2 separate regions of the Homo sapiens genome follow, and region 2 is linked to region 1. Evidence: chromatin loops called from intact Hi-C (ENCODE). Cell type or tissue: PC-3. All regions are shown on one strand. Each heading gives the region's core, and the rest is flanking DNA. Links, peaks and the distances in the headings are about the cores only.

Region 1 (7,852 bases), core at 1,484-6,483:
GGCCAATACTTACAAAGACTGATGCCCTGTGGGTGACTCAAAAACAACCCTGGAGTCAGAATTAACAACATTCTCCACATACTGTTTAAATGGTCACTCTTTGTCAGGAGCTGGGTACTTTCTGAAAACTGTTTCTGTAGCCTGCGGCAAGCCTGGGCTTTGGTTGTGAGGCCCAGAGGCTTAGCTTCTTCACCCAATGCTTGCAAAATGTTTATAGCAAACTCAAATACCTTCCACAGATTACTCCCATTCTCCATCTGATTTCTTCACCAGCTGTTCTCTGCCTGATTCATTGTGCAGATTTCTTTCTAGTGTTGTGGATATTCCCTAGTTACCTACCATAATGCTTGGTCTTACAGGTGTATAGCATGTTTGCAATGCTTGTTCATATGCTCCCAGGGAAAAAAAAATCATAAAATATAATCTTATGTGTAATTTTCCTGAATACTAAATGCTTTGCCCTAAACTTGAAGATAGTGTATCAGTTGAAGGATGCCAGGAATTACTTCACCTCATGTATATGTACCTGTTACAGATTATATTCATTTTCAAATTAATTTCAAAGCCAGCTGTTATTTTTGCTAAAAGTCATCCTTGATGGTATGCTTTAGCAACTACCATTTAAAACTTAGAGACAACTAGCCGTGCAATATGAGGATTTAAAAATGCAGTACTTGAGTTGTTTATTGTGGGTTTTACATTTTGAGCTTAAGTCTCCTTCTTAATATATTGTCTGTAGGCACTTAATAAAATAGATCTTTAAGGAAAAATAAAATAGCTTTACTATATATGTAACATGCATATTATAAATAAAGTGTTGGAACTTTTTGGTGATTTAGTTTTCCTTTATAAATACGGGCATGTAGGTATTCCTACAGCAATACTAACATTGAAATACGAGTTTCTATGCCATGGGGGCTTTTTTAGAAGTTCTAGCTGGGAATGTAAGCATCTATGTAACCTTAATCCAAAAAGAGGGCTCCTCTAACTGGGAAGGTTGCCTGTTTGGACCGTCGGATGGCTGAGGAGAATGGGTCGCCTGCCTGGCCTACTTAATGAGCTGAGTCCACTCTGACAGTCAGAGCTGGGAGAAAGCATCTTCTTCAAAGTGAGCACACATCAGATTCCCCCTCCATTTTTTCCCTTACTCATGTGGAGGGGTTAGGACTTTGAAGAAGTCAGGTTTTTCTTTTTCTTTATTTCATGGAATACGTTAAAAAACAGAAAGAAGTATCGAACCTATGCCATGTACTTCAAATGAAGCTTCCACAGAAAATTTGAAACCCTAAAAAGGTTCTTCATTTAAGCCACAGAGAGACACAAATATTCAAACTCTCCTAAGTAATGCTAAAAACAAGGCAGCTAGTGTTCCAACAAGGGCAAGACCTCACTTGTTTGTTATGTAGGACCCTTATCACTGTCAATTTTAGCTTGATGAAAGTACTACCATGTGTCACAGACAATGCCATATGTTCATCAAAAAAACAATTTATTTTCCCTCTGGGCATACAGAAAGACTACATTTCCCAGTTTCTTTTGTAATTAATTTTGGGCTATGAGTCTGAATTCTATCCAAAGAAATGCAAGTGAAGGTTGTGTATACTACTTCCAGGTCTGCCAGAATCCTCCCACCTCCTGCACAACCTTTAACATCTCTCTTCCCCCTTTACACTAACCCTGGGACCACATAGTGAAGATGGTGGCATTGCAAGACAGGAAGAGCTTGGGTTCCTGAAAGACTGCATGAAGCAGTCCCCTTTTTTCCATGACTATCTTGGTCTGTGACAGGCTGCAATGGTTTGAAGGTTTGTCCCCTCTAAAACTCATGCTGATATTTAATTGCCATTGTGATGGTATTGGGAGGTGGGGCCTTAAGAGGGCTCTGCCCTCATAAGTGGACTAATGCCAGTTATCAGGAGTAGGCTCACTCACTTCTGCTCTCTCTTTTTCTTGCTCTCACTTTTGTTGGCCCTTCTGCTTTCCACTATGGGATGACAGAACAAGATGTCCCACATAAGATACTGGCACCTTGATCTGGGACTTCCCAGCCACTAGGCTACAAACCAATAAAACTCTGTTTATTATATATTACTCATTCTTTGGTGTTCTGTTATAGCAGCACGAAACAAAGACACAGGAAGAAGCAAGAAATCATTACTTGAGATTTAGCGGTTGTTGTAGCAGCTTGCATCATGTACCCCAACGAATGCATACCATATTATATCATGTATGTTCTCTGTGTTGCTTATTTCCTACCTCAACCATAGCCATCATTTTAAGACAACAATTAAGAAAACTCCTTTATCTGCACAAGTGCTCTGTCTCTCTACCTGATGTTTTTCCCCTCCTCCCTCTGTTCTTGCCTCCCCAACACACACACATACCCATTTACCTTTATATAATCCTTTTCCAGCTTTGAAATGGCAAGCGGGCCTAACAGGAAAGATTCTTTGGATTTTAAGAACATCCATCAGCTTTACTGCTATAGACAAATTTCTTTCCTTAATGAGTTTTGTTTTTTGTTTTTTTTTTTGAGCAAGGAATATGGTTTGCCCTCTGAAGTCATAGAGTGAATTAATTTGAGGATTTAGCTAGCTACTTGTCATGAACCTGAATGAGAGAAAGGGAGAAATTTTTCATCCACTGCTCACTGTCATTTTCTCTCCTTCTGACTTCCACTTTCCCTAAATTGTTGCATTAATCTAGCCACTCCCCAGTCATCACCACTACAGTGTGAGTTCTTTTAGGAAAAGAACCAGTGCTTATTCATTTTTTATCCCTGATACTTGGAACCTACTAGGTAATCATTAAACGTTAGCTATTATTTAGCAATAAGATTAAAACCAGGAGACAAATGGCCTTAACTCTGTCAAGAGGCAGTAGGACAATTTCGTGGGACTAGGAGTGATGCCAGGCCCTTCTCTTAAGTCTGTCGCTATTTGAATCCCAGATTTGAAACTTAAGGGAAATAAAAATTTAAGTATACATGCCACCTCTTAATTTCTTTTCAAATACTTTTTTTCATTTTTCCTTCTCAAAAAAGGAGAAGGAAGAGGAAAGGAAAGAAAAGTAAATGAAAATTTTTAAGAGGTCCATTTTCTACTCAAGGATGAAAATGCACATCCCAAATGCTTATAAAATCTACCCCTTCCAACTACTGTTTATAATAAGCAGTGTAGTAGAGTTAGGTGGAGGAAAAGGAAAACTATGGTAGTAGAAATTGCATTTGCTGAGTACACATGTGAAACGACAGTTACCACCTTCATTCTCCAGTGTTAGGTTTTGAAATCGCCATAGTAGGAAATCCACTTTAAATATGTTTGCCTTTGGATCTATTTTTAAATGAAAAAAAAAATCTCAGTGCTTCTGGTGTATGTATGTAGTAGAGACAGTCTTAACCTAAGATGTTAAGAGAGGAGTCTGGGGACAATTTATCAGTGTCAGAACCCAACACCAGAAGAGAAATCGGAGTGACCTTTTAACAAAGGTTCTATTTTTAAGATCTAATTGACTTAGCCACTGGGATTATCTCTGGTATTAAAAGTTATTTAAGGGGGTTGCTCCATGAAATTCAAATAGGATGTATGGTAAATCATTACTAAGATGATACAATGGCAGCAAATATTTACTGATGCAAAACAAAAAGCTCTAGAATACCTGAGGGTTTGCCTGCTATGGTAGTGAGTTATGAGGGACATCACAATCAAGGCATGCTTGTGGCTTTTTCCTTGCAGCAAAATAAATAAGCAGCCCTTGGAGTCATCAGAACACCCAGGAGGACTTATAACCTATCCCTTCGGAATATTTAGTCAAACTCTTGCTTACTGATTCTTCACTTTCTCTGAATTTCCCACTCTTTCCTTTCCTAACTTGTGTTTCTAGCTGCCAACTCCCATAGTATTTCCCCATTTCCTTAACACTCTCATTTTCAATTTATTCCTTCCCCATATCTCTTTCAGGATTTCTCCACGTTCAACAATATGAGATTACCTCAGATAGGAGAGTCCACTGATGAGTGTACGTGTGAGTAAGGTAAAAAACAGTGCTCTACAAGGTTCCCTTGCAGCTCCTCAGGGACCTCAGTCTATCAATCATTTTCTCCCCTACATATGCAATTTCTCTTTCCTATTACAATATAACTAGGGTGAAGTATCTTCTATCTTAAAAGACAATGTTACCCAGACTTTAAACCAACAAAAGATCAAAAGGGACAAAGAAGGCCATTACATAATGGTAAAGGGATCAACTCAACAAGAAGAGCTAACTATACTAAATATATATGCACCCAACACAGGAGCACCCAGATTCATAAAGCAAGTCCTTAGAGACCTACAAAGAGACTTAGACTCCCACACAATAATAATGGGAGACTTTAACACCCCACTGTCAATATTAGACAGATCAACGAGACAGAAAGTTAACAAGGATATCCAGGAATTGAACTCAGCTCTGCACCAAGCGGACCTAATAGACATCTATAGAACTCTCCACCCAAAATCAACAGAATATACATTCTTCTCAGCACCACATCGCACTTATTACAAAATTGACCACATAGTCGGAAGTAAAGTACTCCTCAGCAAATGTAAAAGAACAGAAATTATAACAAACTGTCTCTCAGACCACAGTGCAATCAAACTATAACTCAGGATGAAGAAACTCACTCAAAACCGCTCAACTACATGGAAACTGAACAATCTGCTCCTGAATGACTACTGGGTACATAATGAAATGAAGGCAGAAATAAAGATGTTCTTTGAAACCAATGAGAACACAGACACAACATACCAGAATCTCTGGGACACATTTAAAGCAGTGTGTAGAGGAAATTTATAGCACTAAATGCCCACAAGACAAAGCAGGAAAGATCTAAAATTGACACCCTAACATCACATCAAAAGAACTAGAGAAGCAAGAGCAAACACATTCAAAAGCTAGCAGAAGGCAAGAAGTAACTAAAATCAGAGCAGAACTGAAGGAGATAGAGACACAAAAAACCCTTCAAAAAAATCAATGAATCCAGGAGCTGGTTTTTTGAAAAGATCAACAAAATTGACAGACCGCTAGCAAGACTAGTAAAGAAGAAAAGAGAGAAGAATCAAACAGATGCAATAAAAAATGATACAGGGGATATCACCACCGATCCCACAGAAATACAAATTACCATCAAAGAATATTATAAACACCTCTACGCAAATAAACTAGAAAATCTAGAAGAAATGGATAACTTCCTGGACACATACACCCTCCCAAGACTAAACCAGGAAGAAGTTGAATCCCTGAATAGACAAATAACAGGCTCTAAAATTGAGGCAATAATTAATAGCCTACCAACCAAAAAAAGTCCAGGACCAGACGGATTCACAGCTGAATTCTACCAGAGGTACGAGGAGGAGCTGGTACCATTCCTTCTGAAACTATTCCAATCAATAGAAAAAGAGGGAATCCTCCCTACTCATTTTATGAGGCCAGCATCATCCTGATACCAAAGCCTGGCAGAGACACAACAAAAAAAAGATAATTTTAGACAAACATCCCTGATGAACATTGATGCAAAAATCCTCAATAAAATACTGGCAAACTGAATCCAGCAGCACATCAAAAAGCTTATCAACCATGATCAAGTGGGCTTCATCCCTGGGATGCAAGGTTGGCTCAACATATGCAAATCAATAAACATAATCCAGCATATAAACAGAACCAAAGACAAAAACCACATGATTATCTCAATAGATGCAGAAAAGGCCTTTGACAAAAATCAACAGCCCTTCATGCTAAAAACTCTCAATAAACTAGGTATTGATGGGACGTATCTCAAAATAATAAGAGCTATTTATGACAAACCCAGAGCCAATGTCATACTGAATGGGCGAAAATGGGAAGCATTCCCTTTGAAAACTGGCACAAGACAGGGATGCCCTTTCTCACCACTCCTATTCAACATAGTGTTGGAAGTTCTGGCCGGGTGTCAGGCAGGAGAAAGAAATAAAGGGTATTCAGTTAGGAAAAGAGGAAGTCAAATTGTCCCTGTTTGCAGATGACATGATTGTATATTTAGAAAACCCCATTGTCTCAGCCCAAAATCTCCTTAAGCTGATAAGCAACTTCAGCAAAGTCTCAGGATACAAAATCAATCTGCAAAAATCACAAGCATTCCTATACACCAATAACAGACAAACAGAGAGCCAAATCATGAGTGAACTCCCATTCACTATTGCTTCAAAGAGAATAAAGTACCTAGGAATCCAACTTACAAGGGATGTGAAGGACCTCTTCAAGGAGAACTACAAACCACTGCTCAACGAAATAAAAGAGGACACAAACAAATGGAAGAACATTCCATGCTCATGGATAGGAAGAATCAATATCGTGAAAATGGCCATACTGCCCAAGGTAATTTATAGATTCAGTGCCATCCCCATCAAGCTACCAATGACTTTCTTCACAGAATTGGAAAAAAACTACTTTAAAGTTCATATGGAACCAAAAAAGAGCCCACATTGTCAAGACGATCCTAAGCCAAAAGAACAAAGCTGGAGGCATCACGCTACCTGACTTCAAACTATACTACAAGGCTACAGTAACCAAAACAGCATGGTACTGGTACCAAAACAGAGATATAGGCCAATGGAACAGAACAGAACAGAGCCCTCAGAAATAATACCACACATCTACAACAATATGTTCTTTGACAAACCTGACAAAAACAAGAAATGGGGGAAGGATTCCCTATTTAATAAATGGTGCTGGGAAAACTGGCTAGCCATATGTAGAAAGCTGAAACTGGATCCCTTCCTTACACCTTATACAAAAATTAATTCAAGATAGATTAAAGACTTAAATGTTAGACCTAAAACCATAAAAACCCTAGAAGAAAACCTAGGCAATACCATTCAGGCTGTAGGCATGTGCAAGGACTTCATGACTAAAACACCAAAAGCAACAGCAACAAAAGCCAAAATTGACAAATGGGATCTAATTAAACTAAAGAGCTTCTGCACAGCAAAAGAAACTACCATCAGAGTGAACAGGCAACCTAAAGAATGGGAGAAAATTTTTACAATCTACCCATCTGACAAAGGGCTAATATCCAGAATCTACAAAGAACTTAAACAAATTTACAAGAAAAAATCAAACAACCCCATCAAAAAGTGGGTGAAGGATATGAACAGACACTTCTCAAAAGAAGACATTTATGCAGCCAAAAGACACATGAAAAAATGCTCAGCATCACTGGCCATCAGAGAAATGCAAATCAAAACCACAATGAGATACCATCTCACACCAGTCAGAATGGCGATCATTAAAAAATCAGGAAACAACAGGTGCTGGAGAGGATGTGGAGAAATAGGAACACCTTTACACTGTTGGTGGGACTGTAAACTGGTTCAACCATTGTGGAAGACAGTGTGGTGATTTCTCAAGGATCTAGAACTAGAAATACCATTTGACCCAGCCAAACCATTACTGGGTATATACCCAAAGGATTATAAATCATGCCGCTATAAAGACACATGCACATATATGTTTATTGCGGCACTATTCACAATAGCAAAGACCAATGGAACCAACCCAAATGTCCATCAACAATAGACTGGATTAAGAAAATGTGGCACATATACACCATGGAATACTATGCAGCCATAAAAAAGGATTTCATGTCCTTTGTAGGGACATGGACGAAGCTGGAAACCATCATTCTCGGCAAACTATTGCAAGGACAGAAAACCAAACACCACATGTTCTCGCTCATAGGTGGGAAGTGAACAATGAGAACACTTGGACACAGGATGGGGAACATCACACACTGGGGCCTGTTGTGGGGTGGGGGGAGGGGGGAGGGATAGCATTA
Region 2 (7,852 bases), core at 999-5,998, 160 kb before region 1:
AGACTTCAGCAGAGAAAGTAACCACGGATGTGGTAGAAATAGCAAGATAACTAGAATTGGAAATATAGCCTGAAGAAGTGACTAAATTTCTGCAATCTCATAATAAAACTTGAGCGAATGAGGAGTTGCTTCTTTGTTTTTTGTTTTGTTTTGTTTTTAAGACAGTCTTACTCTGTCACCCAGGCTGGAGTGCAGTGGCATAATCCTGGCTCATTGCAACCTCTGCCTCCCAGGTTCCAGCGATTCTTCTGCCTCAGCCTCCGGAGTAGCTGGGATTACAGGCCCACACCACCAGGGCCAGCTGATTTTTTTTTTTTTTTTAGTAGAGATGGGGGTTTCACCATATTGGCCAGGCTGGTCTCGAACTCCTGACCTCAGGTGATCAGCTCACATTGGCCTCCCAAAGTTCTGGGATTACAGGTGTGAGCCACCATGCCAGCCAAGGAGTTGTTTCTTATGGATGAGCAAAGAAAATGGTTTCTTGAGATGGAATCTACTGCTGGTCAAGATGCTGTGAACATTGTTGAAATGACAAAGACAAATTTAGAAAATTACATAAATTGAAATGACAAAAATGATTTAGAATAGTACATAAACTAAGTTGATAAAGCAGTGGTAGAATTTGGGAGGACTGACTCCAATTTTGAAAGCAGTCCTACTGTGAGTAAAATGCTATGAAACAGTATCACATGTTACAGAGAAATCTTTTGTGACAGGAAAAGTCAATAGATGCAGCAAAATTCATTGTCATCATATTTAGATCCTGCAAACAGGTTACAATGTGCTGAAGCCTCAAATGATCTTGAGTATTTTTTTTAGCAACAAAGTATGTTCAATTAGGGTCTGTACATTGTTTTTTATACATAATGCTATTGTACAATTAATATACTACAGTATAGTGTAAATATCATTTTTATTTGCACTGAAAAAAAAAATGCATGTGACTTGCTTTATTGTGATATTTGCTGTATTGTTGTGTCTGGAATCAAACCTGCCTATATACTGAGGAGAAAACAAACAAACAAAAAAAAACTACAAAAATTAAGAATGTGCTAGAAATATATTTATTTATTGGCAAAGCCATATATTAACTGGAAAAAATCAAGTCACAAAACAGGAATTTCAGCATTTTCTTATGTCTTTTTTTCCCAAGAATCTGTCTATCTATAATATCAAGTACATAAGGGTGCTAAAATAATAAGTTTATGGGAGTTCTTTAGTTTATCTTTAACGCTTTTCTCAATCTTTTGATTCTTTTCTCTACGATAATAAAAAATTACATGTAGAGCACATATTTAAAGCATATTTTTTTAAACACACACTTTTTTTCTATAGCAGTATTATTATCCCCAGTATCAGTATCCACATTTTAGGACCTATACAGCTGTAGAGCACTCTATAAAGTCAGTTTTTTTGAACACCTCCTTGTGGCATGATCTCAGTAGTTTATGCCAATCTATAAAAGATTCCTTCAAAGAGAAGTACACCTACCTTAAAAAAAAATGGACCCCAGAACCTGGTAGCATTAGAAGGAGAATCTGCTCCTGGAGAGGAGGGATAAGTCAAGGAGCCCAACTTCCTTTCCCTGGAGCTGCCTGTACCCTAAGGTCTTATCTCCACCCACCAATTCCTGTGGGTCTTCTTGGCCTTTAACACTTCTAAACACATTTAAATTAAACATCTTCATCTAGTTGCCTCTTTGCTTAGCTGAAAACATGTAGCAAAATTTTAATATTAAATTAAAATTAAAATTAAAGACTTTACCAATTACTGAAGAATTACAAAAGACGAATAAACCCTAACTACTTGACTCTGGAGAGCCTATTACATATGCCATGCTCTTTGGGGGAGAATTGATGGGATCTCATACATGTGAAACCTTCTAGAAATGAGAAGGCTTCATTCCACTCCCTGGATCCACTTCTCCATTCTCCAAGCCTCCCTTTCCCTTTGAGGGAGAGAGACACACACAGAGAGAAAGAGAACAAGTTTCACAGTGTATCGATCAACCACTACGTTTTAAGAATGATTTCACATAGACCCAGATCATCAACAAGGTATTTATTTTCATTGGCCTCTCTGTGCAGATGGATAATAAATAGAATGACAAATAATGGTTCCTGCTCTAAGAAGCTTACAGTTTCTGGTGGGAATATCAACAAATGCCTGGAATTCTGTTGAAACATCAAGAAAGGAATATGCAAATACTCTCTGTTTACTCCATTTATCATTTGGCTCATGGTTGGATGGTTTCTGCCTCCTTCATCATTGCTTCCTCAAATTATAACTAACCTTAAAACCCAGATGTTTTTCACAAAGCTGTCTCTGATCCCTTCCTCCAAAGTCATAGAATTCCTTTTCTTCTGAACCTCCAGCATATATAGTATTTTTCATGGGAGACATTTTATAATTTAACACAATGATTCTCCACCAGAAGAAAGGGTGGGAGTATATGTAACACAAACCTTATTAAGTTCTAAAAAATTACATAAATTACCAAGAGTCACACAGATAGTGGAAGGTACCACATTGTAATCCATATCTTCATTCCAAAAACCCTGCTTTAAACTACTGGTGTCTCCTGATCATTCTCAAACCACTTTCTACATCCTCCTCTCCTCCACCCCACCAGCCTGGATTGCAGTCCCCTCGTCATGTCCACATACCTTTGTCCATCTCTGATGAGTCCCTGGGACTGATGGCAGGGAGTGGCATCGCCCTCAGACCCTGAGGCAAAACAATATTGAGGACCACGTTTTTACCCTGTTGTGGTCCTTGTCCGTCCTACTGGGTTATGTACTCCTCTAGGGAAGAAACTGTAGCTTCTTCATCCAGCTCTACCTCCCCCAGACACCATCATTATGGGAACTAGAGCAATGTCTTGCCTTATCATTTTTGTATGAGTTTTTCAATAGATTTTTTTGAATAAAGGAAAAACATAGAATATACAGATTATGTAAGTGCAAATAAGGTGTAAGTGATAACATTTGTGGATAAACAGGATGATGTGGAGAGACTTTCTGGAGGAGGTGAGGTTTTTTTATTTCTTTTGGCTGGAGGATCCTGACTTAGCAGAGATGAAGGTGAAAGGTAGTTCAGTTAGGGAGAATTGCATAATGGCCTGATTTAAAACATTCCTCGTTGTTGATGAGAAATGACAGTGCTGATAGATTTCCTATGACCATAGAACAGATGAGCAAGACAGTTTAATTCTGGGAATTTCTGCTTTCCATCTCAGCGATTACTCCTTGGGCCATTATCTCTTCAGTGGATGAAGGTACTTGCTAAAAATAGGCTACTAATGTTTTCCTTAGAATTACAGCACACGTCAGAAGAGAGTAATGACCCAATCCCGCACTGTTTTCTTTTCATTTCAGTTGGCCTCAAACAAATAAACCCGATAAATATTATCGGAGTCACATATGCTCATTAAGGGTTATAGTCAGTGGCTCTGTTTGTTTTACTGTGTAATAGATGATGAAACCATGGTGATGAGTGGAGTAAGCTGGGATGGTTTTCGTATTTCCCCATCTCAACACTGAAGACTTGCTCATTGTTATTTCACTGGCTTGTACAAGAAATAGAACAGCTCACTAAAACTCTTATTCATTTTGACATGTCTTAAAGAAGTCCACATTCACATATTCTGATTTAGCTCAATGACACATGATACATGTTTGAAAGGGGTTCTTAAATAAATCATTGAACATTAAATAAGCATTTTCACTGGCAAGAGGAACAGTGTGAAAACTTTCAAATAAGAAATAGTATTCTTAATAACTTATTAACTCACCATAACTGAGGATTCTGTTGGTAATCATTTTATGGGCTAGAGGACAAAATTCGGCTCATGTTGTGTAAAATTTATGCCTCAAAAAGTCAAAGTATATAGTACTGGCCTACTGTGTTTTTAAAAACATTTCAGCCTAGTAAAAGAAAATAAACACTGTAATTATTCCTAATGAAATTTCCACACATTTTCATATCTAAGCCTCATGGCTTTCATTTTTTGTTTAAAGAGACTGAAAAACCATGGGTCTTCCCACTCTTGTATGAATTTTTACCAAAACCCTAATTTTACTATCCAGAAGGGCTGCTTTTCCCTATTTGCCCTAATCCTTCTGTCCACAGAGTGATCTTTCTAAGATACAGATCTGATTGTATCACTTTCTAGTGAAAACCTTCAACAGTTCCCTGTTAACATAATCCAAATACTTTTGGATGATATACAGCACTATTCATACTATGGTGGTCTATTTTTGGCCCTTTTAAAATTCCCTTTCTGTGTAATTCACAATTGTCCTGAACTTCATATGTCCCAAAACTTGCAGGCTTTTACCCTTCAGCCTTCAAACACACTTCTCCTTATCTTCCAGGTAAAACTGCTGTCATCAACACTGCACTCAAATTTAACTTCTTCTGAGATTTTTTTCCCCCACATTTACTCCCCAACACCTAGTGGTTCCCTTCTTCCTGATCATTTAGTGCATTTTCCAGGCACTCAAGTCGTGTCATTTCCATCACCAGCATTTTCATTATTTGTTTTGATGTCTATCTCCTGCACTGCGCTGAGGACTTGTCTTTTTTGTAATGAAAGCTCAACGCTGATACAATCCCAAGCCCCAACCAGGTGCTCCATAAATGTCCATTTACAATGCCATTGAATAAATGAATCACAAACTGCTCCTCACTAGAAAGGAACAAGCCCAGAACTCATGCTTTTTAAAGCCCTGATACAATTTGCAATTTCAACTTGCAATTGTATCAAGTTCCAGACTGAAGCCAGGGTTAGGGTTCTGCAAAAGCATCCAAGTAGGTTTTAGCTTCTAGTTAAAACATACACCCAAGAGAACATCAAGGGTTATTACTTGAATAGACAGCCTGTCCACGTAAAAATGGTGAACACATACACTTTGTTCTTTGAAAATGTTCCCTTGAGTCTCTGCTGAGATGTATTCATTTAGAAGAACAAAGGTTGATTAGCATATCACCAAACAGACAGCAGAAATTTTATGTTTGGCAGCCACTTCTGGAGGGATACAGGCCTGCATTTCGTTTCCTAACAGATTTCAGGGACCTAACTTAGTGGGAGAAGTACAATCTTACAGGAGAGGAAGGCTGCACGATACCAAAAAACAAACAAACAAACAAAAAACAGCATCACACTTGATAGTGATAATGTTTCCACCGACATTGTCCAAATCTGTTCTGTAATTACACACTCAATGCCATTGTAAAATGGTAGCCGTCGGAATATAGTTATAGCAACCTAGAACATCACAGATGGAAGGAGTCTTAAAGGAACTGTTGTTAATATCTTTCATTACTCAGATGTGGATGTAATAGCTAAGAAACAAGTCCTATCTGCCCGACTTATTAGAATATAGGAAAAAATTGAGGGGAAGATACTCCATAAACTGGCAGCATAATAGGGTAGACAAGCTATCAGTTCCAGGGGGCAGATCAGTCTGGCTTCATCACCTGTATGGCTATAGGAAAGTCACTTAACCTCTTTGAGGCTCATTTTTTTTTGCCTATAAAAAATATCCACTGTTATCTTTTTTAGAGGGTTGCAGTTAGGATTAAAAGTTCTAAGTTAGGAACACCTAGCACAATGCCTGGAAAAGTATGAGTCTTCAATAATTGATAGATATTATTATTATTGCAGTGGAAATACAGGGAATGTGAATCATGTTTGGAGTGGACTTTTGTCATCTGGGGCTATAAAACAACCAAATCTTCGTATTTGGGAGGAACCCTGATGTAAAGGAAGAAGGCCCACCTTTCATTACAGAGGCTGAAAGGGGAGAGTTCTGTCAGTGAGAGAGTGGTTACCTGGTGGAACCTATTCAATCTGAGCTTCCACTGGGGCTCTGAACCTGGAAGTAACGTGGCCCTACCCCTCGCCTACCTGCATTCTGCCAGAGGATCCAGCTACAGAGGCCCCCTTGGTTCCTACAGGCGATTCAACCCTGATGTTTCTGGGAGCTCTCCATCTATCCCCCAACCAATTCTTTTTTTGTTTAGGATAGACAAAATTGATTTCTGTGACTTCTGACTAGCAAGACACTCACTATAAATATAATTCAAATAGAGGCAAACCGATCATTTCCAATCTAATCCTTGTTTCTCCATTGCTAACATGCTTTGTGCTACATCGCTTTCTCAATTAAAACCATGGCTTAATTTTCTATGTTCATAGACAGAGCATAGATCTTTAAAAATGGGAAACTGTGGATAAACCGCACTGTTTACTTTAATTCACAAAAATGAAGCAATTATATACACAAACCTAGACTGAGAGGCTGCTCTGTCTCCTCTGAGTTTAAAGGGCCTGGGCTAAATGGCAGCAAAGGAGTGGGAGAACAGAAGCCTAGAATGTCCAGTCTCACTAAGTGAGCACCAGTTACAAAAGGAACAATCATCCAGTGCCGGCAGGACTTTGTGCTAAGCAGCCAGTGATTTTCCAATGTTTTTAAGTTGGAGGAAAATATATGACAGATGTGTTGGCTCTGGGAACAATAAAAACAGCTTCTTAAATCACCAAGAAGGGGAGAGAAAGAAAGTAATACAATACAGGATAAATCAGGAGGGAGCTGGCAGGACTGTCTGTTACGGTTGAGGGTAGCAAGGGAATGATGTGTTCAGTAGCAGTAAACAAGCATGGGGTGAGAAGGCCTCAGACCACAAGACCAACCATCGTAGAAAACTGCCCTGAACCCCATCCTGAAGGAACATGATCTACAACTTGAGGAACACAAGACGGATAAAACACTAACAAAAACTCAAATGGGGCAATAACGTTAAAACACAGTCGACTTGTGCATTACTAAAGCAAAGGGATGAAAATAATGAATCAGCAAGCTGTCCCAATTTCCACTAAGACAGTAGTTCTTGACATATAATGTACCTAAGAATGTCCTAGGGTTCTTGCTAAAAGTGCAGAGCTCTGGGCTTCTTGGTCATCAGGTGCTACTAGGCCAGACATGGCAGCTCATGCCTGTAATCCCAGAACGTTGGGAGGCTGAGGTGGGCAGGTTGCTTGAGCCTTGGAGTTTGAGACCAGCCTGGGCAACATGGAAAAATATTGTCTCTACTAAAAATACAAAAAATTAGCTGGGCATAGTGGCACATGCCTGTAGTCCCAGCTACTCAGGAGGCTGAGATGAGAGGATCAATGTCTGGGAGGTCAAGGCTGCAGTGAGCCGAGATCATGCCACTGCACTCTAGCCTGGGTGACACAGATTCTATCTAAAAAATAAAAAAAAAATCAAAAAGAGATACTGCTATAGTAAGTTTTATCTAGAACCTATAGAACCTAAAAATCTATATTTTTAACAAGTTAGAAGGTGGTTCTAATGCAGTTAGTATTACTCACTTCTTGGACTTCCTAGCCTCCAGAACTGTGAGAAAATAAACTGCTATTGTTTATGTCACCTAGTCCAGGGTATTTCATTATGACAGCCTGAGCAGATGAACCCACTCACCTAGTACTTTACACAAAGTAGTGAGTAATGCTAACCCTAACCCTAACCCTAAAAGTCCAGTAAGGGTTTTTAGTTTCAACAGATACAATGCCAGGTCACATTGTCCTAGGATAATATGTTCAAGACTAAGACACCTGGCATTACAGCATTATGAATGATCAGTGGTGAACTGAACTCATTTATGAACATTCTAATGTTCACTGTGGACTTGTTTTTTGGTGATGTGTACAACCTACTGGCAATAATAATGGCTATTATGTATTGAGTTCTCACTGTGAGCCAGGCCCTGCTAAGTGCTTTATATACGTTGAAAAGGTGACTCTTCAAAGCAATTCTGTGAGGTTGATTTTATTATTATCCCTGCT

What was found. Hi-C counts contacts between places; a loop is a spot of excess contacts. Peaks named below come from ENCODE experiments on the same cell type or tissue, not always from the same donor. Only the 100,000 strongest peaks of a DNase experiment are listed, where the experiment ranks them.
Region 2: a loop joins it to region 1, with 2.8 times the contacts of the local background. A loop is called at or near these places in 1 of 110 quality-filtered maps.

The regions. Positions count from the first base shown.
Region 1 is chr7:40,818,890-40,826,741 of GRCh38, reverse strand. All of the region lies in intron 13 of SUGCT (succinyl-CoA:glutarate-CoA transferase), which reads right to left. LOC112267984 (a long non-coding RNA gene) reads left to right here. Exons shown (of 2, transcript XR_007060292.1): 2 at 1-834. Among named protein-coding and RNA genes, the nearest start is that of LINC01450, 160 kb to the left of the region's middle. In PC-3, for the core only: no CTCF peak of the experiment used is centred there; DNase peaks (open chromatin) are centred at 2,081 and 3,711; H3K27ac peaks cover 2,462 bases.
Region 2 is chr7:40,982,075-40,989,926 of GRCh38, reverse strand. It overlaps a transcript of SUGCT not described here. Among named protein-coding and RNA genes, the nearest start is that of LINC01450, 6.1 kb to the right of the region's middle. In PC-3, for the core only: no CTCF peak of the experiment used is centred there; a DNase peak (open chromatin) is centred at 3,396; H3K4me3 peaks cover 402 bases; H3K27ac peaks cover 2,336 bases.